Linked DNA regions of Mus musculus: region 1 is linked to region 2. Evidence: chromatin loops called from intact Hi-C (ENCODE). Cell type or tissue: gastrocnemius. All regions are shown on one strand. Links, peaks and the distances in the headings refer to the core of each region. The heading gives the core; the rest is flanking DNA. Region 1 has its middle 43 kb from the start of Gm38759. Region 2 has its middle 25 kb from the start of Ankfn1.

Region 1 (12,381 bases), core at 3,001-11,000, 560 kb before region 2:
TTGGCTCCAGTCCTTCTGACATCATAATGTCAGCCAATTCATTAAATTAAAAAAAAAAAAGGTACTTATTTTAGTATCATCCCCCAAACATAGCAAGGCCACTTGGTAGCTAAAGATGGATTTTACTTAAAAAAAAATTTTTTTTTTTTACCCCATTTCAAACCAAATCAGCTGGGAAGATGGCGTGTGTGCACAGAGAAAGTGAGAACTAAGTTGGAGCCATTGGAGAAAATGGGAGGGAAGGATGGCTAGAGAGAGGGAGATAATGTCGTTCTCTGTCCTAGGATGAATCTGAGTGAATTCATCATTCCTAGAATTAAAGATGAGACCTGCTCTTTTGTAGACACTCAGAAGGACACCGAATTCCTGCGGCCGTGGAAAGCTGGATGGCCTATGGTTGAGCAGCCCGAGTTTCCGGAGGGAAGTATTTGCAGGGCATCTTCCTGGGTCACGCCTTTTCCCCAGACATTTTTCCCAACCAAGTCTGACTTGCCCAAACCCCGAGCTGTTTTCAGGATCTCGGTTTGATGACCTTTCCTTCCTGCTGTAACCATGGCCTAGAGACAGGGGACATACACTCAAGTCTGGCTGGGCCACTGTGACATCACTTACTGTAAGGCTTCCACAACTCATCTCATTTCTTGGAGCCTCAGGTCCCGGAGAGATCCACACAGAGAGGATGGGGAAAAAGCGATTCCAGCTCCCGCGTACTTCACACAGCTCAGCCTGGGAGGGAGCTGGGAGGTTCTGGGGTTGTCTTTGCTATCATGAGTTTCGTTCCGACTTTGCTAAAGTTTCATCTTGGATTAGTTGGGTTTGGATGAGAATACACCTCTCTCTCTCTGCAATAGTCAGGACTAGGGAATCAGAAGAAGCTGAGAGGAGGGTGCCAGAGCCACTGGAGCTAAGAGGTGCCAGGAGGATACCGTCATTGTTCTGTAAGCCTATTCTGGTAGCCAAGTTTGAATCTGTGTCTGTCTGTCTGGGAGTCTTCATTCTCTACCTCCTGGGCAGTAAGGTCGTGTAGTTCCACATTCCCATGTGACTTTACGGTACCCTTGCACCGTGAGTAGATGGCACCTTCCCATCCCATCCACGTCGGCTTGGCTACCTGATTTGTTTGCCCCAGTGAGATGCTAGAGGCATGTTCAGATGCCTAAAATACTCTTGTGCAACGTGGCCTCTGCCGCTCCTGAGATCTGCTGTAAGAAGAACATTTGCCTGGTCACTGCTGGTCCAAGAAGAATGTGTGGAGCCATGGCTAGGTCTGAACCCAACCCAAAGCTCAGAGCCAAGCTGGCTGACCCACAGCCAACTCATCTGAGAGTGACACAAATGAGTGTTTGTTACGGTAGGTCACCGAGCCCTGAGAAGGGCCCTGATGTGCGGCCCTGCAGTTGGATACTCTGATAACAGCCACGAGGCTAGCCCGTGTGTGGTTCCATGGCAACTGAGACGTGCAAATGAAGATGTGGCTTTGACTTGCATATGTTTCCATTAATGTGGTACTGGGAAAAGTGAAGAGGCCTGTGCTAATTAGAAGCTGCCCCTATAGAAAACATCGTGTCTCCTGGGTATGGAGAAGAGTGTGTGTCAGACACTGTCAAGTTCCATGAGTAGAAGAACTTAGTTTCTCTGATGTCAGGTTATCTCTAGCTTGAATTCTGACTTGGCTGAATCCTGGCTTTATGAATCCTGGAACTCACTCTGTAGACCAGGCTGGCCTTCAACTCAGAGATCTGCCTGCCTTTGCCTCCCAAGTGCTGGGATTAAAGGCGTGCTCTGCCGGCTGTGGTGGTGCACGCCTTTAATCCCAGCACTCGGGAGGCAGAGGTAGGCGGATTTCTGAGTTCAAGGCCAGCCTGGTCTACAAAGTGAGTTCTAGGACAGCCAGGGCTATACAGAGAAACCCTGTCTCGAAAACCCAAAAAAAAAAAAAAAAAAAAAAAAAAGGCGTGCCCTGCCCAGAGGTGCTTCATCTTTGAAATGAGAACTGTGACTATTTTTGTGAGGAAATGTGGTGTGGACATTTCTGATATCACACCTTCCACCTGGTATGTACTTAATAAAAACCAGTTAATTTTTAGCTAAGATTCTTCTTCCCTCCCCCAGTTTAAAAAGTACTTCTAGGCGTTTGAGTGTTTGTCTGCATGGACATCTGTGCATCACCAACATGCCCGCAGGCTTTGGAGGCCAGATGAAGGCAGTGGATCCCCTAGAAGGGGAGTTACAGATGGTTGTGAGACACCTTGTAGATGCTGGGACTTGAACCCTGATGTTCTGGAGCGTTCATTGTTCTTAACTGCTAAGCCATCTTTCCAGCCCCCCCTAAGCTATTACTCTTGATGTGGAGTCATGCTAATTCCAGTTAAGCAATGTCATCACTTAGGGTCAAACCTAGTGAAAGCTGTGACCTCAGGGACATATTGGTTCTGTTTACCTTCTCCCAGGGGAGAGCCATCGTTCGCCTAGGCGAGGACCTCCAGGTAGGAGGTCCAATTGATGATACCCCAGATATCCTCACACCTTCTTCTCCATCATGAGGCCTTTGTCTTCTCTGTCTCCATAGGCAGCTGTGGCCCTCCAGGCAGCATGGCTGTTCCAGCTTGAGGAAGAGAATGTGGTACATGGAGTGGAGGCGAGCATTTGGTTTAGGACTGGGATCTGTGAGCTGGGATTTGCAGGCTTTGGCCCTGGAGCGCATGCTTCAAATTTTCTTTGTGCTGGCAGACGGACATGGCATCTGTGATCTGAATATTTGTCTTCATGTATGTGTTCATGTGTGAGGGGTGTGTGTATGTGTGTGTGGACACATACGCGTGTGTAGGCTAGGGAACCACTTGGGTGTTGTTCCATGCTGTCTACCTACCTCGTCTTGCCAAGTAGGTTAGGCTGGTTGGTCAGTGAACTCAGGGACCTGTCTGTCTGTCTGGACTTTCCCAGGACTGAGATGACAAGTGCCTGCCGCCATGTCTGGCTCTCTTCCACTGAGTTTTGGTGATCACACTCAGATTCTTATGCGTGCTGGGCAAGCTCTTACTAAGTGAGCGCTCTCTTCTGAGTCCTTTAAATGCTTTTCAGCTGTCCACCTGAAGTTCCTTCTCCATCTCTTCTTTCGGAAGCCACCTTTGTTGCTTCTGACAATAATAAGGCAGAGTTTAGGGTCTGGAGAGATGGCTCAGTGGTTGGGAGCACTTTCAGAGCTCTTCTGAAGGACCCGGGTTCAATTCCCAGCACCTGAATGGAAGTTCACAACTGTCTATAACTCCAGTTCCAGGGGAAGATCTGACACCATCACACAGACATACATGCAGGTAAAATACTAATGCACATGAAACAACAACAACAATAAACAAGGAGAGTCCATAGTCACTGGCTGTTTCCTCGAAGCACTTGTTTCAATTTTGCTTCTCACAGCATCTACAGAGAAGCAGAAGGATCTTTTCAGACTCCTCGTGGGGGAAGCTACACCTTGGCCCATGAACTCAGATGTGCAAGCAGCCTGAACTGGACTTCTGGCTTCTGTTCTGTTGTGGGAATGAAGTTTGACCATTGGCCAGTTCTCTTCCCCATGGGCCCTGAGCTGCCCATGGTACCTTCTCTTGAGGGTTTTGTTAGAATTGGGTCATGCATTCGTGTTCACCTGCAGGAGCATTAAGGGGAATGTGGTCTACCCATATGCCCAGAACCAAGTAAACAGCTAGGCTGTCTATACCACACTGTTGCTTCAGGTGTGTGTGTGTGTCTGTGCATGTCAGAAGTTAATTTTGGGGTATCCTCCTTCATCCTTCTCCACCTTCGGTTTTTTTTTTTTTTTTGAGGCATCATCTCTCACTGAACCTGGAGCTTGCCCATTGGCCACACAGGCTGGGTGCTGAGGATCTAACTCTGGTCCTCATTCATGAACGGCGAGGACTTTACCAGCTGACCTATCTGCCTTTGCCCACATCGTTGCTTCTTTGTAATGGAGAATCCTAATCGTGGATGCAACAAGCAAACTGACTCATCATGCAGTTGGAACGACCTGAGACCTTCTTTCTCTCTGGTTTTGTAATAGATTTCTTTTTCTCAAGAGGCTTCTACAAAGTCCGGTTACCTAACGAATAAGGAGCCCAATAAACAGACAGTATTGCAAGGAAACAAACTAGTGACTCTTTCCCTGTCCCATACTGACACCTGCATAGCCACTACATAATGGAGCCAGGGCCTGGTCTAGAACCCAGGGCCGCGTAATAAAAGAGGTCTTAGTTCTTTTCTCGAGCCAAGAATCCAGGAGAACTGGAACTCATCTGCAGTCTGATGGGTGTTGTTTGGATATGCTTCAGGAGGAAGTAGGGATGAAATGGGTGAGCTCGGAGACCTGGGAACTTCTAGAAGCCTTTAGCAGGAATCTACTTCCTGGTGGATTGGTGCCAGTCTTTGTCCCTGTAACCCACCAGTCCAGTCTCCAGTCTCAGCTCTTTTTCCTCCTCATTAAGCAACATGGCTGGCTTTACTCTCTCTCTTACTTCCCAGTGCTCCATGCTCTGCTGCTGCTGGGGCCAAATTGGTACCAAGTCTGGATCGATGGCCACTGGTTGCCAACGAACTTTATTTCATTCAGCTAAAGCCTACGACACACTCCTGTATTTTGTGCTCTGTTCTGTGAACTTCCAGGATGACACGCCAAAGGGACAGTGTGCATCTATTCCTCCACATTACTGATAAATATGTCTATATGTTCTTACTGCCAATGCATATCCCCGGGTACTTATTTCTTTGATATACCAGATTCTCTCATGGAACTGTGTGTCTGGCATTGCCACAGCCGACTATTGGTCTTCCTGTTCATCTGGCCCTTCCTGAGTTTTCATTCGCTCCAGTTAAAGGTGTTCCCCACCCTCCCTCTCCTTCACCTCCCACATCCAGCCCATGATCAAGTTGGTTGCTTATATTTGTAGGTCAATCTCTGCCATCCCAGCTGCCTCCCTAATTCCAACCACTTCTTTTATGGTGTTCTATGTTAGTCACCGATGGTTATCAGCATGGGGTGTTTTTTTTTTTTTAATTTTAATTTTTTAGAAAACACAAACTCAGTCGTGTCTGCATTCCCTGTCCCCCTAGCCTCCTACTGATGTAGAGTTAAATATTTGATCTCTCCTATGGCCCCATGGGAGCTGTCTCCTGCCTGCTTTTCCAACCTTAGCTCAGGTCCTTTCTTTTTTGCTGGCCACTTGGCGCTACCCCGGACTCTCTCCTCCCAGTTCCTGGTGGCTCAGTGTTCTTGGCCACCTGCAGGCTTTGGCTTTGTCCCCACAGATCATCACCTCCATCCTGCACATCCTTTTGGTCTCAGCTTAAATGTCATTACTCCAATCTAATTCCATTGCTTCCTCTTAGCCATTCTAGGCTCCCTATTAACACTACCCATATCTCCCCCAAACTGCTCACCATCAGGGACTACGTGACCCTTCCTCTGCTGGCTGTAAGCCCTGTAAGACAAGGATCAAGACTTTGGGAGCTCACAGTTGTAGTTCCAGACTCGGCACCTAGTAGATGCTTAAGAAACAGTGCTTGTTGCATGATATCAACGGTTAACGAGTTCTCATGTGTGCCTGGCAGTGTGCCAAGTCTTTGACTGTGCTATCACATTTTCTTTAATCCTTACTATAGTCCCCATCTATGAGGAAGAGGACCTAAGTGTTTTAAGTAAGCGGTACAAACACATCCGACTAGGAAGTTGTAAACTTGGATATGAATTCCAGTCCCAAGTTTTAAAAATTAATTTATTTTTTTTATTGCCTTGTTCTGCTGGAGTGGATGTGCACAGTAGGTGTGCAGGAAATGGAGCTTCCGGGGATGGGGGTGGAGGCACAGGTAGTTGCCTCTCTCATTTCTTGAAGTGTATGAGAGGAGATCCGGGGAGTCTCTGGCTTGCTCCCCTCTTCCTGAGCTCCTCCACGTGGCGGGGTGGGGGTGGGGGGGTGGCGAGGCAAGAGCTTAAGATAGAGGCCGTCAATGAGAAGGCTCTGTGGAGGGAGGGAAGAGTCCCTACCTAGAGGGCTGGAGCAGAGGGTGTCATCAGGGCTGTAGTGAGTGAATGGGGGAGGGGCTTGCTGGGCACGTTCTGAGTGAAGGGCTGCAGACCAGTGGCTCACAACCTTCCTAATGCTGCAACCCTTTAGTGTGGTGACCCCCACCCTACCCCAAACAACATTATTTCATTGCTACTGCACCACTATCGTTTTGCTACTGTGATGAATTGTAATGTAAAGATCTGATAAGCAGGATATCTGATATCAGACCCCCAAAGGGGTCGAGACCTACAGGTTCTGTAGTAGACTCTATAGGAGAGCTTTATCTCTGGGACCCTTGGGGGAAGGGGGCAGAGGAGGACAAGCAAGTTTCCAATATGGCGTTGAATGAAAGGAAGTGCATGTCTGGAATCTGCAAGCCAGGGAGGCAGTTTAGAAGAGGCCATGGGCCGGTGTGGAGGAACTTGGATGAACCCTGCCTTGTTTCTTCTCAGCCTCTTTCCGTTCAGTCTGTCCCTAATGTCTTCTGCAGTCCTGAGCACAGGCTGTGCCCCTTCCGTACTATTCTTTGCCCAGGCTGACCACAGCCTCTCTGAGGCCAGTTGAGAGTGAGAACCCTTCATTCTTGGTTTTGCAGGTCCTTGTGCTGTGCCTGGGATGCAGTAGGGTTTCACACACTTATTGAAATGGTCAAATCATTCCAACTCCCCCAGATCTCATTGTCTATGTCCCCCTCTGTGTTACTGTCCTAAAGAGTATTAAACTCAACAGGACACTTGATCCATGAAGTATGTATTTATTTTTATCATTCTCTGGTTGAGACGAAACCTCCTTGGCGCTGGGGACCACATTAAATCTTTGTATCTCAAATACTGAGTGTCGCTGTAGACTGTGTGCAAGGGTGAATGATCTCTCTCCTTTGCCGTTCTTAAGGAACCGTAGCTCTGATAGGTACTTTCTAGACTGAACTGGCTTTGGAATCATGTCTCCTGAAGGTGAGAAGCAGGAATATCATGTGGTTCACAGGATGGGTGATTGGATGTCTTCCCAGGGCACATGGGGCGTGCTTCAGGTGTATTGAGACCAGGTGCCTGTTGGGATCAAATATAATTTTAAAAAATGGTCTTGAGCATCTACCAAATGTCTTTCATCGGGCCTATATTTTTCTTATTCTTTATATCTACAAATAAAGTATCATTTTTGTTATACAGATTAAAAAGCAAGCTAGGGGAAGAGTATTGTCTTTTCTAAGATAGATGGAACTACTCTCCATCTTCCGAGACAATACCAGCTGTTATTTCTTCAGAGATGAATACATAGGTCAGCTAATGTTCCCTGCTTAGCTTTGGAGCATCTTTTAACTGACTCTGGGGAAACAGTCTTCTTGTGACATGAGCATTATGTCCAGGCTGAGAAAAGTGTGGTCTTGAGCGAAATATGCCAGAGCTCATGCTGACCACCAGGTGGCGCTGTTGGCCCGACATTTAGTCTTGCCAAAGCTTGGCTGTTTTAAAGGGTAGCTTTGGGATGGCTCATGCAAAACCTTACTGCGGTTTGCAATTTACCAGCGCCTGACAGTTGTCGTCTGCTTAAACTGTGTGTCCTGTAACTCACCCCCATTTGAGTCCTGAACCTCCCAAAGAAGCTGTCATCTCTATTCCACAGAGGCCAGGAGTTTAAGTAACTGGAACTAAGTTCTCAGAATGGCTTGGCACTCAAAGGGAGCAAGGCCCGATCTGTAAGCCTCCCTTTTGTCCTTTCTTTCCTTCACATTCTGATGTATCCCGGGCTAGCCCTAAAGTTGCTATGTAGCCAAGGATGACCTTGATCTCCTAATCCCCCAGCTCCTACCTCCCAGCTGCTCAGACTACATCCCATTCTGCCGCCACCACCCCCAACTCACGTGGTGCTGGGAACCAAACCCAGGGCTTTATGCCTTTCCCCGAAAGCCCTCTGCCAACTGAGATGAATCTCCAGCCTTTCATTTCCCTTTTGATTTCCTCAGTCTCTTCATGATGACACATGCTGGCCTATGGCGGCAGTGGTAATTCTGACAGTGAAAATCAGCTGAAGGCTGTCTAGGGGCAAAGGGGCACACAGGAGAGAGGTAGTTATCTCGCCCTTTTTAACCTGTGTTTCTGGGTATGTATGTGCACATACATGTAGAAATTTATGTGCTGCCTTACAGTATGTGGAGGCCAGAGGGAGCCGGTTCTCTCACACATGATTTCTGAGGGTCCATTCGGTCATCAGTCTTGGCTGCAAGCACCCGTACTTGTTGCGACCTCTCGATAGCCTGTAGATACCAGAGTATGAACTGATTACTCACTATCAAAGTGGCTGTTCAGCGGATCTCTTGGGAGATCAGGATAGTGGTCCTGAGAAGTCCCACTGGCTATTACAAGATGAGCAAGCAATAGTGAACAAGCTGTCTTGGATCCTCCAAAAGCCAGGGTGGAAGGAGTAGTTGATTTTGTAGGCAAGGAGGTGACACAGGGCAGCATGGTTCAGTGTGTAGCCTCTGGAGTAGGCCTGGCACATTGGTACATTAGAACACTGGCACATTGGCACATTGGTACATTGGCTCAAGACATCCCGTTCTGCTGTGCCCACTGAGGGTGCCTGCCTGGAGCCCACAGGAGCCCCAAGTGGAGAAAGCTTGATAAAAGTCATACTTGAGCCAAATGGCTTTGAGCATTCCCTAGGGTCTTCCTTGAAGAGACCTTAGGCTTCTGGGATGTGTCTGCTTGCTCAGCATCCTGCACACTTCCCACCTCTGGGGGCTCCTCACTTCTTACCTTCCCATGAGGCTTGATCCAAACTGATAAGGCCGAATTCGTTTCTGCCCCATGGCCCTTGCCCTTTATGCTCGGCCCTGATATCTCAGTTCAGATCATTGGGCTGCCATCTGGGGACTCCTTACAGGTCTGATGCTCTTGCTAGAACCATCATGAAAATACTCTCCCTCAACAACCAGTGATCAGACAGAAAGCATCTCCATGGAGTCCAGCGGCAGACCCCAAGTCTCTGTCAAGTGGATGGTTGGGTTCTCTAGGCCTTTAGACAAAAACAAGCACCAACTCCTAGTTGGGGCATTCCTGGGATTCATCCCCTGTTAAGTATAGGTCTGGGCTCTTATGTTCAAAATGCCAGGCCTTCTGTGGCCTCCTCTGGCTTGAGGATAAGGCTTTTGGGAAGCTGAGTGAAGAGCTGACATTTTCCCCCCATGTAATAGACTCACACTAGGTGTGTCCCAATTATTGCTTCTGAGCCTCTCAGCAAGCCTGCTTTAGAGTGAGATATGAGTAGAGAGATAGAAGAACTTTCCCAGCTTACTTAAAAACTATCGTAACTGAAGTCAGAGCCTAGATCTTAAGGTTCCTCCATCGTTGGAGACAGTGCTGGGGATACAGGGTTGGAACATGGAAGTACCATAGTGTGTTGCTTCCTAGGGCTGAGATGACGAATGTTTATAGACTGATTGTCTTACAGACACGAGGTGTGTTTTCTCTAGCTCAGGAGGCCATGTGACCAAAACCAAGGTGCCAACAGGGCTGCCTCCCTTTGATGGCTCCAGAGAAGAATTCTTCCTCCCGTGCGCCCCCACCCCTCTCTTCTGGCAGCTCAGGTGTCCTCTAGTATCAGGTCGCATCTCTTGGCTTCCATCTGCACAAAGTCTTGTCTTCCTTCTGTGTCTCTCTGACACTTGGCACCAGATCTAGGACCTATGCATAGAATTTCATGGTCTCTAGTGAAGAACTCTCACTATTCCCAAGGCTCCATTCCCTAAATGTGCTAAAATGCAGAAGTTTCAGGATATGGCCCTATTCTGTGGGGCCTTCCATTCCTATAATGGAAGCTCAGGGACATAATTAGTACCCGTTGTGGAGCTGTTCTAGCCAGTAAGACCTAGCACACAGGTGGGCTGTACCCCTGGGAAGAGTGATGTGCTTTGGGCACTCTAGTCATGGTGCCAAGGGCACGTGTGTTGGTTACTTCTGTGTCTCTGTAGCCAAAACACTTGGCAGAAATAATTTAAAGAGGGAATGAGTTATTTTGGTGCAGGGGTTCAGTCTATCGCAGCAGGGGTGGCATGGTCGAGAACCTTGGTTACCGCAGCGGGAGGGAGTTGGTGGCCAGGATTGGTCATGTGGCGGTAGGCCAGGAGGCAGAGGCAGGAAGTAGGATCTAACTTTCTTTTTTCTTTTCTTTTTTTTTTTTCAATTTTTATTAGATATTTTCTTCATTTACATTTCAAATGCTATCCCGAAAGTCCCCTATACCCTTCGCCCCCTGCTCCTCTACCCACCCACTCCCACTTCTTGGCCCTGGTGTTCCCCTGTATTGGGGCATATAAAGTTTGCAAGACCAAGGGGCCTCTCTTCCCAATGATGGCTGACTAGGCCATCTTCTGCTACATATGCAGCTAGAGACACAAGCTCTGGGGGTACTGGTTAGTTCATATTGTTGTTCCACCCCTTCAGCTCCTTAGATACTTTCTCTAGCTCCTCCATTAGGGGCCCCGTGTTCCATCCAATAGATGACTGTGAGCATCCACTTCTGTATTTGCCAGGCACTGGCATAGCCTCACACGAGACAGCTATATCAGGGTCCTTTCAGCAAAATCTCGCTGGCATGTGCAATAGTGTCTGCATTTGGTGGCTAATTATGGAATGGATCCCTGGGTGGGGTAGTCTCTGGATTGTTTACCCTTTCGTCTTAGCTTCAAACTTTGTCTCTTTTGTATTCCTTCCATGGGTTCCCTATTCTAAGGAGAAATGAACTATCCACACGTTGGTCTTCCTTCTTCTTGATTTTCTTGTGTTTTGCAAATTGTATCTTGGGCATTCTAAGTTTCTGGGCTAATATCCACTTATCAGTGAGTGCATATCAAGTGACTTCTTTTGTGATTGGGTTACCTCACTCAGGATGATATCCTCCAGATACATCCATTTGCCCAAGAATTTCATAAATTCATGTTTTTAATAGGCTCTAACTTTCAAAGACCCATCCTAGTCACCTACTTCTCTGAACTGAGCTCCAGGTCTTGTCGTGGCTCTCCGAGTTTCCCCAGCAGGAATGCATGTGACCTCGTGTGTGCTTCATACTTCTGCTGCCTCGGGCGGCCACGCCTTTCCCACTATGATGAACCCATAAACTATGGATAAACTATGAGTGAAACCAACCCCCCCCCCCCCGCAACCTTTAAAAGTTTTGGTGTTCAGATTTTTTTTTTTAAATCACCAACTTGTCACTTTTTTACGTAATAAAGAGACTTAAATACAGAACTCTTTAGGATTTATTTTTTTAAAAATTACACAAAGACTGAGAAATTCTATGGTGATAATGGTGCCTGAAGGCCAGCTTCTGTGCCTGACTTCCATTGCATGATTAATAGCAAGTCTTCTGAAAGGAATTTTTAACTTTTAATTTTTATATGTATGGATGTTTTGCCTGCAGATATGTATGTATGTGCACCATTTGCATGCAGAGTCTGAGGAGGTCAGAGAGGGGGTGGATCCCTTGAAACTGGAGTTACAGACGCCTGTGAGCTTTCATGTGGGTGCTGGGAACCTAATCTAAAACTCCTGGAAGAACAGCCAGTGTTCTTCACTGCTGAGCCGTCTCTCTAGCCCCATTGTCAGGATTTTTTTTTTGTCACAGTGACAAGAGACATAACTGATGCAAGGTCTGTTCTTTTTATTCCACGGCTATTGTTCCTATTATTTATCTTGCAGTTTTGGGGATTAATTCCAGGGCCTAATGCACACTCTATCATTGAGCTCCGCTTCTAGCTCAGAAGCCCATTTTAAAGATGATGAAGGAGAGGTTTAGTGAGGCTAAGACAGTGTTTCATATTTCTGGACTAAAAGGCAATAGAAACAGGTCTGTTGGGAGCCATAAATGTCTGATTCAAAGTTGAGGCCAGGCTGTCCTCAAATTAGTGATCCTCCAGCCTCAGCTTCCTAAGAGCTAAGATAATTGGTATGTACCACTATGCGCAGCTTAGGGATAATAAAGGATCCGTGGTTTGTGTGTGGGTGTATGTATGGGAATGGGAATGTGAGTGTGAATTGTGTGAGAAAGAGAGGGAGGATGTGTACAAGGTATATGTGTGTAGAGTGCGTACATTAGTGTGTATGAGAGTGCACATGCATACGTGTTCCTGAGTAATGCAGCATCCAGACTTCAACCCCTGGCGTTGTTCCTCAGGAGCCTTCCACCTTGTATTTATTTACTTAAAAATTAAGATGTTATATTTATTGCGTGTATGTGTGCACATGTGCTCTTGCACACATGTGCGTACATATGTGCAGAGGTCAGAGGACAGCTTGAGGGAGACGGTTCTCTTCTTCAGCCATGTGGA
Region 2 (12,381 bases), core at 2,183-10,182:
CGGGAAAGTTACAAAGAGAATATAAGTAGTTTGACTATCTTACATCTCTTCTGAACATATTAAAACAGTCACTAGAATGTTGTCTACCTCCTTAGAAAAGTACACCCTGAGAATGGAAACCATGTAGGAATTTACAGATGAGCAATGCTGAGCTGACCAGCCCTTCCTCTTTTTGCTGTGGGGTTGGTGACATCCCTCCATGAAGTCCCCAGAAAGTCCCAGAGATGTTTTAGTTTTGTTTCTTTGTTCATCAAATGAGGAGACTAAACCTGAGCCACAAAACAGGACCATGATGGGGGTTTTGTCTGCATGGAAGGACCCACCTCTGCCTACTCTCTTCATAGCTCAGAAGAGCTGAACTAAAAAAAACCCAACCAAACATAAAACAAAACAAAACAAAAACAAAAAGACAAGCTATCTGTCACAGATCACTCATAGATGTAGTGGGAATTCGGTGACAAACCATGGATTTTGGATTTTAAGGAATCTATGGGCATAATATTTTTTCTCTGGGACTATCTCAGGAGATTGTCAAAGTTAGAATATACATTTGTAGACTTAGGGTTATTCTAATCATCAGAGGAATCTACATATGGTCAAAGATTCAGCACAGGATTTTCTCCATAGTAACGTAAGCCTCTTCCTATAGTCTCTGTACAATCACCACTGGTGTTAATTCTTGCCCCAGTCAGTCCTGGCTGTGGGATGTGACTGACCACACAGTTGCAGCAGTTCTGAAATCTGGGGATGAATACCCTCGTAGCTGATCCATGGTTGAAGACACTTGTCACCAGTCAAGCTCTCATGAGAATCTAGTGTATTTTGTAGTGAAAGATAGAAATGTAGAGTCAGGAGATACCCGGGTGGGTACGAAGACTTGCTTGGAAAGGATTAGGACCCGAGTTCAGATTCCCAGAACACACATAAAAGCCAAGTGTGGCTGTGCTTGTCTCACCCCTGACTCTGAGGACAGAGACGGGGAGGATAGCAGCGGTTTGGTGAGCACCACCTTAGCCAGGACCAGGACCAAACAAACAGACAAACAAACAAACAAACAAACATGCCAGAAAACAGCAACCTCCAGGTTTGGTGAGAGACCTTGCCTCCGGGGACTAAGGTACAGAGCAGTAGGAGAAGTTATTTGCAGCCTTCCCCTGGCCTCCACATGCCATATCTGTGCACATATGTATGCTGACATGCATATACTACACACAGATTTATTTTCTCAGCTGAAGCATCTCTGGTAGTTTCAGAGACCTTCTGGGTCATATGTTCTATACAAAGTTCTTTTGAAGGTCTTCTGAGTATCTCACATGGAGTAACAGGCTATCACAAAAGGTCACACATTCTATACTTAAGACACGTCAAGGTTAAACAGGGGCAGTCACTCTCAAGATCTAGAGAAGAAACTAAAAACTATCCATGTGGGTGGTGAATCAGGGAATCGCTAATCTAGGCTCCCCAGCCAAAGTATTCCAGTGCCAAGTTCTATTGCCATTTGTGTGTGCATATGTGTGTGTTTATGTACATAGGTGTCTTAGCTAGGGTTTTACTTCTGTGAACAGACACCATGACCAAGGCAAGTCTTATAAAAAACATTTAATTGGGGCTAGCTTACAGGTCCAGAGGTTCAGTCCATTATCATCAAGGTGGGAGCATGGCAGTATCCAGGCAGGCATGCTGCAGGAGGAGCTGAGAGTTCTATGTCTTCATCCAAAGGCTACTAGTGGAAGACTGACTTCCAGGCAACTGGCGTGAGGGTCTTAAGCCCACACTCCCAGTGACACACCTACTCCAACCAGGTCACACCTATTCCAACAAGGCCACACCTCCAAATGGTGCCACTCCCTGGCCCAAGAATATACAAACCATCACAGTAGGTGTCGCTACGTGTGAAAGCCAGAGGACAATTTTAAGATCATCCTCAGGAATGGCATCCATCTCTAGTGAGACAGGGTCTCTCACTGGCCTGGAGATCACCAATTAGGCTAGACTGGCTGGCTAGCATCTGCTCCTTCAGCACTCGTGCTGCCATGCTTGGCTTTGTATCCTGCTTCTGGGAATCAAGCTCAGGTCCTTATGCCTTAAAAACACCAAGCCATCTCCCAAGACCACTGCCCATGAGTCTTGACAGTCCCTGTATATAGATTTCTTAGGTTCTCCCGTATCACACAGGTTTAGCATTTGAAGGACAGAGACAGAGATTGGTTTGCTTGCACGTCTCCTTTCGTCTCAGATACTCCACTCCCTTTGATATAAATGTCCTTTGGCATTTGTGAAAATGTAGTCTTTCAAGTGGCTCATAGAATACCAAGAGGAAAAAAAAATAGTTTAGAACTCTGCCAAACACTCGGATCAGCCTTCCACTGTTCAATCCAAGACGACTTGACAAACTGCTCTACAGAAAAGCAGTCCTTCAGAGGCAATCCTGCTTGCCAAAGCCTGCACTTGGGCTCCGCTAAACATCAGCGGCCTGAAGACTCTCCCAGGTTTTGCATGTCCAAGAGCAAAAAGGACGCCTCAGTTCCAGTGAAGAGAACACTCCTTCAACTCATCAAAACGCCCCTCGGTTGGCCGATCAAAATATCCTGCAACTCATGGAGCTTGCAAAAACCTTTCCTAGCTAACCTAACCTGGGCCCACTGAGAAGTCAATAAAGAAACAAGACGCAAATAAATTAGCATTCATCACTGCCGATCAAGTATAAATATTTATAAGGGAAAGATGCAGCCATTTTGAGTGACAGGAAGACTGGGACCCCACATAAACAGTTTTTTTTTTTAAAAAGTCAGACTTGAGACACTGCACTTTGCCTTTTTTTTTTCCATTTCACATCACCATAATCACCTAATAACTATTTAAATGGACCCATTTGCTGTAACTATAAAAGAACCGTGTAAACTTGTTGTCATCTAGACACATTAGCCGTGGTGGAGTCAATGAATTTCAACAGTTACTTAATATCTCGGCCACTAGCTACCTTAAAACTGCCAGCGACGGGCTGCCAGGAAGCTACCGTAACAGCCCTGCTCACCGCCTCCCGGAGCAAGACACGAGCTTCGTTTATGAATGCGAGCATTGCTGCTCTAATTAGGCCTGGGAGAAGTTTAACAACCACCCTACAGTATTGCTGCTGACAAATACAAAAATAAAGCCTTGTTCGAATTAGCAATGTGAAGTGAGAGGGGCTAGAAGCATCGGCTGTCTGAGAGGCCCCGCAACAGCTCTAATCTATAGCAAGGTTATTTTGGTTCATAAACTGTTAGTATGTTACCTGCAGGAGGTCTCCCCTGTAAAATGAATTATAGTAAGCTATATGTGATAATTAACCATGCATTAGCAAATATCTTGAAACAGGGACTCTCTGTTTTCTCTGTATTTTGACTAATAAAAGCATGAATTTGTTCAACAAATGATCATTTAGGTTGTAGAATTCTAACCATATTAGAAGGGACACACGGAGCAATGCACCATTGTACTGGTCTAAGGGTTTCCTTACCCAAACAGGCTGCTTAACGGGCTGTCTACATACTGTGATGCCATTCACAGGCCGAAAAACCACAGCGCTGAGAAGACAAATACAATATACATTTAAAATAATATGAACCTTGTGCTCTTATTTACTTAAAAATCACCCTAGATGTGACAATTAAAAAGAAAGCCGCAGATTCAAGTTCTAGCTCAGAAAATAATCTTGCGTTTCATTTCAAGGATTTCAAAACAGCTCCCACACAGTTTTTTTTCAACAATTAAAAAATACACGTAATTGTAGTTTTCTCAAAAATAGGGTGTCTTTAGAGAGTTTCAAACATGCTCTGAGAATGTAGAACTAAATTAGAATGTTGAAAAGACATCACTAATTTTCCCCTGAGTTATTTAATTCATCGCACAGAAAGGTCTAAGTGAATCCAGCATATGGATAGTAATGATGGTGAGGGGAGTGTTTTGGGTGATGAAGCAGGTTGAGAAGAGGGGATGGGTTGAGGGAACCTAATTCAGGGAGGTAGGTGATGGGGAAACATCTCCAAAGGGTGGGGTGTCATAGAAATAAGGAGCCCAGGTGTTTCCACCAAGCATACACGTGGTTCTGGCATCATGGAGAGTCTGGCAGCAATGGAAGGTAGCAAAAATCCCCTAAACTCACAGACCTTCCCCTTGTCCCACAGGATACCGATCACATCTGTATAGAAAGGAAGATCCCTCCTTCTCCCGCGCCCCACCCCACCCAGCATCTAACCTCACAGCTAAGCTATATATATTTATACGTAGTCTATACAAACACAGGCACACATACACAGCTCTAAAAATAGTTGAGACAGACCACTAAGGCAACTTCAGTTTTTATCCCAATACCTGTGACCATGGGACCAATAGTTGTGCTTTAAATAGTCTGCCCTGTTCCCTCGATCCGTCGAGGCTATCCCTTCTCTGCAGCTTCAAGACTTTCCATGTTTTCTCCTGAACAGCTTCCAGGGGGCATCATGGATGCTAGCCCCATAGGTTTTTGTGGTTATATGAGAATATCAGAATACCCAGATTAAGTTAAGTGGCATAAGGCTCTTTACTGCAACACTTCTCCGAACCTTTGCTGCCACTGTGGGGCATATGGCCTATGTGCAAATATTAGCTATGCCTAGCCAGCTTTGGAATGAATATCTAGTTTTACATGGTTTTGCCAGTGATATAAAAATGGACTAAAGATACTGAGTCTGAAGCGCTTCTTGAAGGACCACATGGCCCAAGGACTAATCAAGCATTACATGACTCCCCAATCTGTCAGCATGTAGGTTCTGAAGAAAGGACGGGGCTTCCTCAGTTTGGCTGATGTGTGATTCTCTCCATAATGAGAACATCTTTCCATTGTGAAAACTAGGTCCTGAATTGTGTTCTCTTGTTTGATGGGAAGGCTGCACGAATATAGGTTCAAATCCTGCCCTTCCTCTATGTACTAGATGTCAATGGTTCACCATCCTGCCCCTTTCCCACGTCTACACCATATGGTGAAAACAAATGGTCGAAAAAACACCAGTCATTGCTCATCTCATGAGATAACATCCACTGTAGAGACTCATTCTACACCTACACCCTTGTGCTGTAAGTTAGGCCCAACCTAGCCCCAGTGCTTATTTAAGAAGCAGAAAGAACTCAGAGTAGATGCACAAATAATAGCTCTCTTTGGGACATTTATGACCGATGAGTCAAGACACTGTACAAAGGACTTATTTGTGCACTTAACCTAATTTTGAGACTCCGTTTCTAATCAGTGAAACTTTAAAAAAGAAGTATGGATCCTTCATAAGGAGAGTGAACTCTTTTACCCACCCAGCTTGCATCAGGACCAGTCTTAAAGCTCAGTGCTGTTTCTGCTCTATACATTCTTCAAAATGGTACTATTAATTGGGCTGAGGAGCAAGTGTTAAGAGTGCCCCCTTGTGGTCACCGGGGGACTTGCAGTCCATCTGGGAGAAGGCGGTGTGAAACCTCCCTTAGGCTCTTTGTGAGCAAATTCAGGCTTATTTGTGTCTCTTAGTGTTGTGCCCCCAGGTCGGTCTGTATGTGGCTTTTACATTCCTTAATAAAGTAATAGACATGAAAGAATTCTGTGGCTGATGCCAGCGGCCACAGAGAACACCAAGTCTAAACTCAGCTGAAGGTAAACAGACGGGGCCATCCAAGGAATGTAGCAATAAAATACTGGAACCTAGGACAGAGCTTCCCCTCCCCCTCTATTTTTCTGGGATGGTTGTGCCAGGGTGAGGGGTGGATCTCTTTAAAGACTGCATGCCTCCACTGTGATCTGCTGTCATCTGTCAGAGGGAGCGAGTCAAAGAATCTTTCAAGAAATAGCCTTGCTCCCTTCTCTGAGTATTCAACACCCCCAAATCTCTCAAATCAAATCCAAAGACAATTATATTTTTTCCAGACTTAATTTAATAGCAAAAACACCACTGGAGGACTGAATGTGGTATTTGACTTTTATTTGGTCCACTCTGGGCATCACCAGCAGTTTTATTCTCCAGAGTGTGCCTTTGCAGTGAGTTCCTGGGCCCACAGAGCTGTCCAGGGGCACTGGCTGGCAACCTCACTCCCTATTCGAGATCAGCCCCAGGGCCAGGCCAGAGACAGCACATCAGTAATACTCCTAAGTGCAAATATGACTCAGTATTTCTTCTCTGTGTCTTTGTACTCTTTATTCTTGGGAAGGAAAAACATGACCCTCATCTGTCCCCAGACCACCTTCCCAGCCTTGTCCAGCACTACCACAGTCACATCTCAAGCTGCCTGGATGCCATTTCATTGTGTGCCTTAGCCAATGCATTGGCATATTGTCTGTTCTGCTCCCATTCATAGCGCTGGTGTATATACTATGGATATATATATATATACATACATATATATATATATATATATATATATATATATATATATATATATATATATATATAGTGACAGGCAAATGACCTCTATGTATCTTCCTATGCAAACCTTTGTCAAATGGAGACTATTGCAGGGTCACTTACTTCATCAGGCTACCTTAAAATAAAACGAGCACATGGCTTAGCTGGTATTTGGCACATGAGAAGTACCTGGATAACTTCTAGGTGTCCCTATACCACATTTGCTTCCATGAGACTTCTAGTGTCACCTCTTGTCTCCTCAGTCCCCTTGCTGCCCTGTTCTTTCCCAATCTCTTTGCTCTTTGCCCTGTTGGACTGGAAATAATTCCAGTCAGTTGGTTGCTGGTAGCTCTTGGTTCAGCAAGGCACATTGCTGGCGATACAATGATAAGCCATGGACAGGAGCTTGCTTTGTGTAGTCAAAGAGATCCAAAGGAGGTCAAGGAGATGAAACCTAACCAAACTGCCTGTCTGAAGTAAACGCAGGCAGTGTGTCGTTGGATAGGGTCTCAGTGTGACGTGTCAGTGTGGGATGATCCCCAAAGGCTGTATGGCAAACCTGGTGACAGCACTGGATCCTTCAGACACTGAGGACTGAAGGACCGGGAGAGGGTGGGTATGGACGGCTATATGGAAAAGTGAGGCTACCTGACAAGGGACTTCTTTGCATCTCTCATGCCAACTAGAATGTGAGATCTAGGAAGAAACCATCACAGAGCTTTAGGCATGTGGGGAGGCCTCACGGAGACCAGAAGCAAACAGTAGGAGGCAAAGGCTGGGGCAACCAAGCAGAGTTTTGGTCTGTCAAGAGTGGTCTGGTGAGGACTAACCATTTAGTACTAAGTGGGGGCTGATATTCTAGAACATTCCAGGAGGTATTTTAATCCATTAGTATAATTAAAGGGGACAATTGAGTGCATGTTCTTTTGACTGATAGAAATTCCAGAAAGAAAGTAAAGAGTTTTTTGAGTTTTTTTTTTTTTTTGTCTTCGGTGAAGAGATGGCCGTGCCCTGGGTCAGGGGATAGGTAGAGTCTTGGGCAAAATAGTGAGAGTGAATTTGATCCCAGACTTCAGTCCCTTGTAAGCCCACATGCTTGGGCTCCCATTGTGTCCGGTGCCAAGATTCATTTCTGGAAGATCCCACACTGAGTCTCTCTGTTTGGATGCTCATGTGCCGTAGAGGAGCGCACTGGAGGAATCAGAACTACATTGACCTCGCTGACTCTGGGACCAAGCAAATCACACTGAATACCCAGAGCCTGCCCAATGTGTAACTCACAGAAACTATGTTAAAACCAAAAGAGATAATTATATAGTTCTGAGACTGTGCCTGGCTCATAGACCAACAGCACACCTGGGAACCTATTTTCAAAAAGGCAGAATCTTAGTCCATACCCCAGATAGACTAAATCAGAGTCAGAATATTTACTAGACATCTTACTCCGTATGTTAGAGTTTACTAGCCACGGGACGAGACCATTGTCAGCACACCCAATGTTTTTCCCGCTGTCTGTAGACTCTTGGCAGGTCTGACTGATTATTAGCCCACACTTAGAGCAGAAGAGGTGAATTTAGGCTTTCCTTCCAATTCACGATCTACTAATCCTGCCAGGAACGCCTCCCAAAGCTCTGTCGATTTGCAACCATTTATTTGCAGTGTTCTAGACACACACACACACACACACACACACACACACACACACACACACACACACACACATTCATTCACACATCACACACACACACATTCATTCACACATCTACCACAACAAGCCAGGCCTGGATTTGTTCTCCCTGCATGCACAATTCCTCCTGACTTCCTGACTCAGTCCACCAGTTTCCAACGTTCTGAGTTCACACTTTTAAACTTGCTTTCTATTCAGTATATTGGTAGCTATTTAATGTAGTTGTTTGGGTTCTCACTGGAGAGAGGAGCACTTTCTCCGCTAGGCTGAAAATCGTCTGTGCTTTCATATAGTCTGAGAGAGGCCTCAGAGTACCTTTCATATCATCTGGCTGGCTCTGGTCCACCTCACAGTTTGCCATAACCCCACCTCTGATCTGGCCATCATCTTTGAGATGAGATCCACCAGAGTCTAACTTTGTATAGCAGCAATCCCAATCCCTTTAATGTGCTCCATGCAGGGGCTGTGCTGCAGCCCCAGAAGTTGCGGATGGACGAGGAAGCCCCTCTGGTCCACATAGCACAACATCACAGAGCTAAGCCTATGCACTACAGAACACAGCTTGTGGATTTACCACGAGCTAAAACGTCCTGGATAACATATTTAGCCACTTATGATATCATCTAGAACAGGCTAACTACTCCATCGAAGCCTCGGGTTCCCAAACATGAAGTGGGAAAAATAATGGCACAGGATTTAATGATCTCTTGCAAATAAAATGCTTAGGATGGTTCCTGGCACACAGTAAGTGCTCAATAAATGTTTGCTATTAATATTGAGCTCACCGTATACAAAGAGGTTACTCTCTGCCCTCGTTTTTCCACTTCATAAGCAAACAGACAGCTCAGACTTGGAAGAGAGCTCTGGTGAGCTCCACCCTAATGGAAGCCAAGCGGTGCCCCATAATCATCAAAAAACAGCAGGTGCTCTCCAAACCGCACACTTGAGGAGCCAAGACCAGTCCCGAGAGTCCGTTAGGCTCCGTCTGGCTTTCTATAGGGAATATGAGCACTTTCCTTTTCAGGGACTATAATTCATGGATTAATTAGGCTATTTGATTTTCTTTCTTTTTCTTTTGCCTGTCCAGAGGACCTCATTAGCACCTCCATTAGCATTTGGACAGGGATGGACGCGGTGGTGGTCGGATCCAAGCATCCAAAGCAGGAGATGAACTCAGGGTTATTTTCCCCCTTTAGGATCTTGAGCTTAAATGGTAGAAAATAAAGATTTATTTTTATTCTGTGTCTATGGTCATCTGCATGCGCATCATGCGCGCTGTACGCTCACTCGCAGACCAGAAGAGGGAGTCTGAAGTCCTGACACTGACGTTACAGACAGTTGTGGGCCACTGTGTGGGTGCTGGGAACCAAACTCCAGCACTCTGAAAGAACGACCGTGGCGCTCAACTGCTGAGGCATCTCTGCGGCCCCTGGGATCTTGAAGGTTAGCTGTGGAGAAGGTGGTCAACATGATGTGAACAGGGTGGGTGGGGCCTGCCCATTCACAGTCACGTGGTTGCAAAAACACCATTGTGTGCAGCAAATGCTTCTAATCAGGATAGGGAGTAGACAAGCAAATGACTCACAGGGACAGCAGTGATGCCCGCAGAAAACCTAGTTCATAGTACGGACACAACAGCGAAACATAAAGCAGATGGAGGGTTGGAGAGATGGCTCAGTTGATGAAATGCTTGGAGTGTATAGGAATGAAGCTCCAAGTGTGAGTGTCAGAGTCTACAGACAAGAGCAGGGAGAAGAGTGGGATGGAACATCCTTGTAGTCCTAGTGACAGGGATGGGGAAAGAGGAGGGTCCCTGGGGCTCACCGGCTAACTCCTCCAGCTGAGATTCCATGAAAAAGGAAGAGACCTTGTCTCCAAACAGGGCAACGAACAACTGAAGGAGACACCTGAGATTGAGCTTTGGCCTCCTACGTGCACATACATGCCCACTTTCATGCATATATATGAACATGTACACACACACACACACACACACACACACACACACACACACACACTGCAGACCAGAGCTCTGTTTCTACACTGGCCTTTGGTTTCTTCAACTATCTGAAATAATATCAGACCCAGTGGTCACAGACTTTTAAGACCCAAAGGAACCATACGTCAGCATCATTTCCTACTATCTCGAAAGGTTCAAACCTTGTATGGCAATTATATTTCATTAAAAATTGATTTCTCCATAACTATGCTATGCTGGTATTATTTCTGAAAACTGTCCAGTTCTCAGAGAGCCAGTGCTCGGAACGGCCAATTTTTGTGTAGATTCCTTCTGTGCCAATCAGCAGGAAAAACCAAACTGTTCAATGGCCACTCCTGCTCTTCAGCTAGTGGACACCACCTGGTGTGGGTCAGCCATTAAAGCACTTCTGTAGCATCATTAGACAGCCACTGCCTAATTCCTCTCTCCTAGACTCTCCTCTTCCACTAGTCCAGCATCTTCCCAGGGATCCTGGATGACTCAATAGTCACAGGCTAATAGCTAATGCCAAGTAGAGTGAGGAGACCCTCAGAGGCTCTGTGCAGGCCCACCACTAGTACTCTTCTGAAATATCCTTGCTCAGTACTGTGCTGATTGCTAATGCATTTCAAATAACCACCATAAGTGGCCCCTTTAGTCCCTGGGCTGTGGGAACTAAGACTTAGCATCTTCTTGTAAGCATTTCATTTGAAATACTCCTAAAAGCATTTCCTGTCAACCTCTAACGTTCCCATCGTCCCATCTCTGTACGTCTCTTTCTGCCTCTGGTGCTTTCTTTCCTGGCAGTCTTCCTATGAGTGCATTCCATTTGGTATACCACTCCTGGTGGAGTCTTAATTACTCATGCTATAGCAGAAGCCCCCTTGCAAGGAATACTTGAGCAACCCAGCTAAAGAGGATGCCATTCATTCGGATAATGGCATCTTTCAGAGGCATCTCAGGTATAGAATTCTAAGAAAGGAAAAAGAGGCCAACACAAGGTGTTCCCTGACTCATGTCTTTGTGTGATTAATAGCTGAGACCTCCCTGCTCCTGAGAGTGGAGATCATTACTAGATCAGGGACTGGTTATTTGAAGGATGGTCAGCTGCAGTGAGTTTTGAAGCAGGTGAGGATAGGCGGTAAAATTATGAGGGGAGGGGGAGCACAGAAACTACTTCAGGGCGACTCCAGGGGGAAATGGCACGCTGAGATGAAAGTTTCTTAAAGAGCAGAGAGAAACTGTCAACGTGGCATGGGAGGGTTGTGGTATCTGGATTGTAATTGTTTGAATAATGGTGAATTGGATTTTTTTTTCTGGGTATTGATAAGATTGAAGAAAGGTTCTGAGAAGAACTGCCATTGAGTTCTGCAAGAGGACACAGAAGAGCTAAGGTCCAGGTTAGAAGTCAGGGGAGTGAAAGGCAATGGATCCACAGTTCAGTCATGGTGACTGGGTGGATGGCATCCGAGTGAGTGGAACTGGGCAGGAATTTCAGAAATCAAGATGGAGGGAGAACTTGGAACACAGGGGCCTATAAACAAAGAGCTCATGGTTAGAGAAAAGATGTTTGCAAAAGGGAGCTGTTAACCTTGAGTTACAAAGTCCTGAATCTGAGGCAGTGGGGGACTATCATTTGAAAAGGGTCCCAAGACAGTAAAAGACATGAATGTAGCAGTGTATTCTTGAAAGTTCTCAATCAGGGTAAATTACTGTCTGATTTTTTCCCCTCCCTTTCTTCTTTTCATTCTTGTCCCAGTTTTATACCAACAAGCCCACATTCACCAGTGGTAGGATTTTCCCAGGTCTTAAGTGTTGGGTTTCTGTGGAGAAGGTATATCCCAAGGTTACTGAAGATCATCAGAATCATTTTTAAAAAAAAGTCAAGGGAAACCAGAAAATGAACACACAATAGCAATGGGAAAGATGTCTCATCAAAGGTAGAAGAGAGTGATGTGTAGATGTGTCCACCCTGATAGAGCCAGTGCAATGCTGAGCGGTATGGATGGATGGAGAGGAGTCACCTCTGTGGACTGAGAATGATGACCATGATTGGCAGATGATTAAAGATACAGTGGAGTTATGTGACAGAAATGATGTTGAAGGGACAAAAGTATACTGGTGATGGAAGAAATGCATGCCCCAAGAATCAAGATTTGAGGCCGAAGCCTACATAGCTATGTGAAGCTTAGTGGACACAACCACTCTGTCAGCAAGGAGAGAAAGGAGAAGATGGCTTACACAAAAATAAGGGTAAAATAATCCCTGCTGCCACGTCCAGGGAGCTGACTCTGGCTTGTGGGATGAGCCTAACTTCC

The links. Hi-C counts contacts between places; a loop is a spot of excess contacts. Peaks named below come from ENCODE experiments on the same cell type or tissue, not always from the same donor. Only the 100,000 strongest peaks of a DNase experiment are listed, where the experiment ranks them.
Region 1: a loop joins it to region 2, with 5 times the contacts of the local background. A loop is called at or near these places in 22 of 42 quality-filtered maps.

Annotation. Positions count from the first base shown.
Region 1 is chr11:89,157,979-89,170,359 of GRCm38, forward strand. No RefSeq gene overlaps it. Among named protein-coding and RNA genes, the nearest start is that of Gm38759, 43 kb to the left of the region's middle. In gastrocnemius, for the core only: a CTCF peak has its summit at 7,472 (motif pointing right); DNase peaks (open chromatin) are centred at 5,612, 7,496 and 10,162.
Region 2 is chr11:89,715,610-89,727,990 of GRCm38, forward strand. It overlaps a transcript of Ankfn1 not described here. Among named protein-coding and RNA genes, the nearest start is that of Ankfn1, 25 kb to the left of the region's middle. In gastrocnemius, for the core only: a CTCF peak has its summit at 5,446 (motif pointing left); a DNase peak (open chromatin) is centred at 5,444.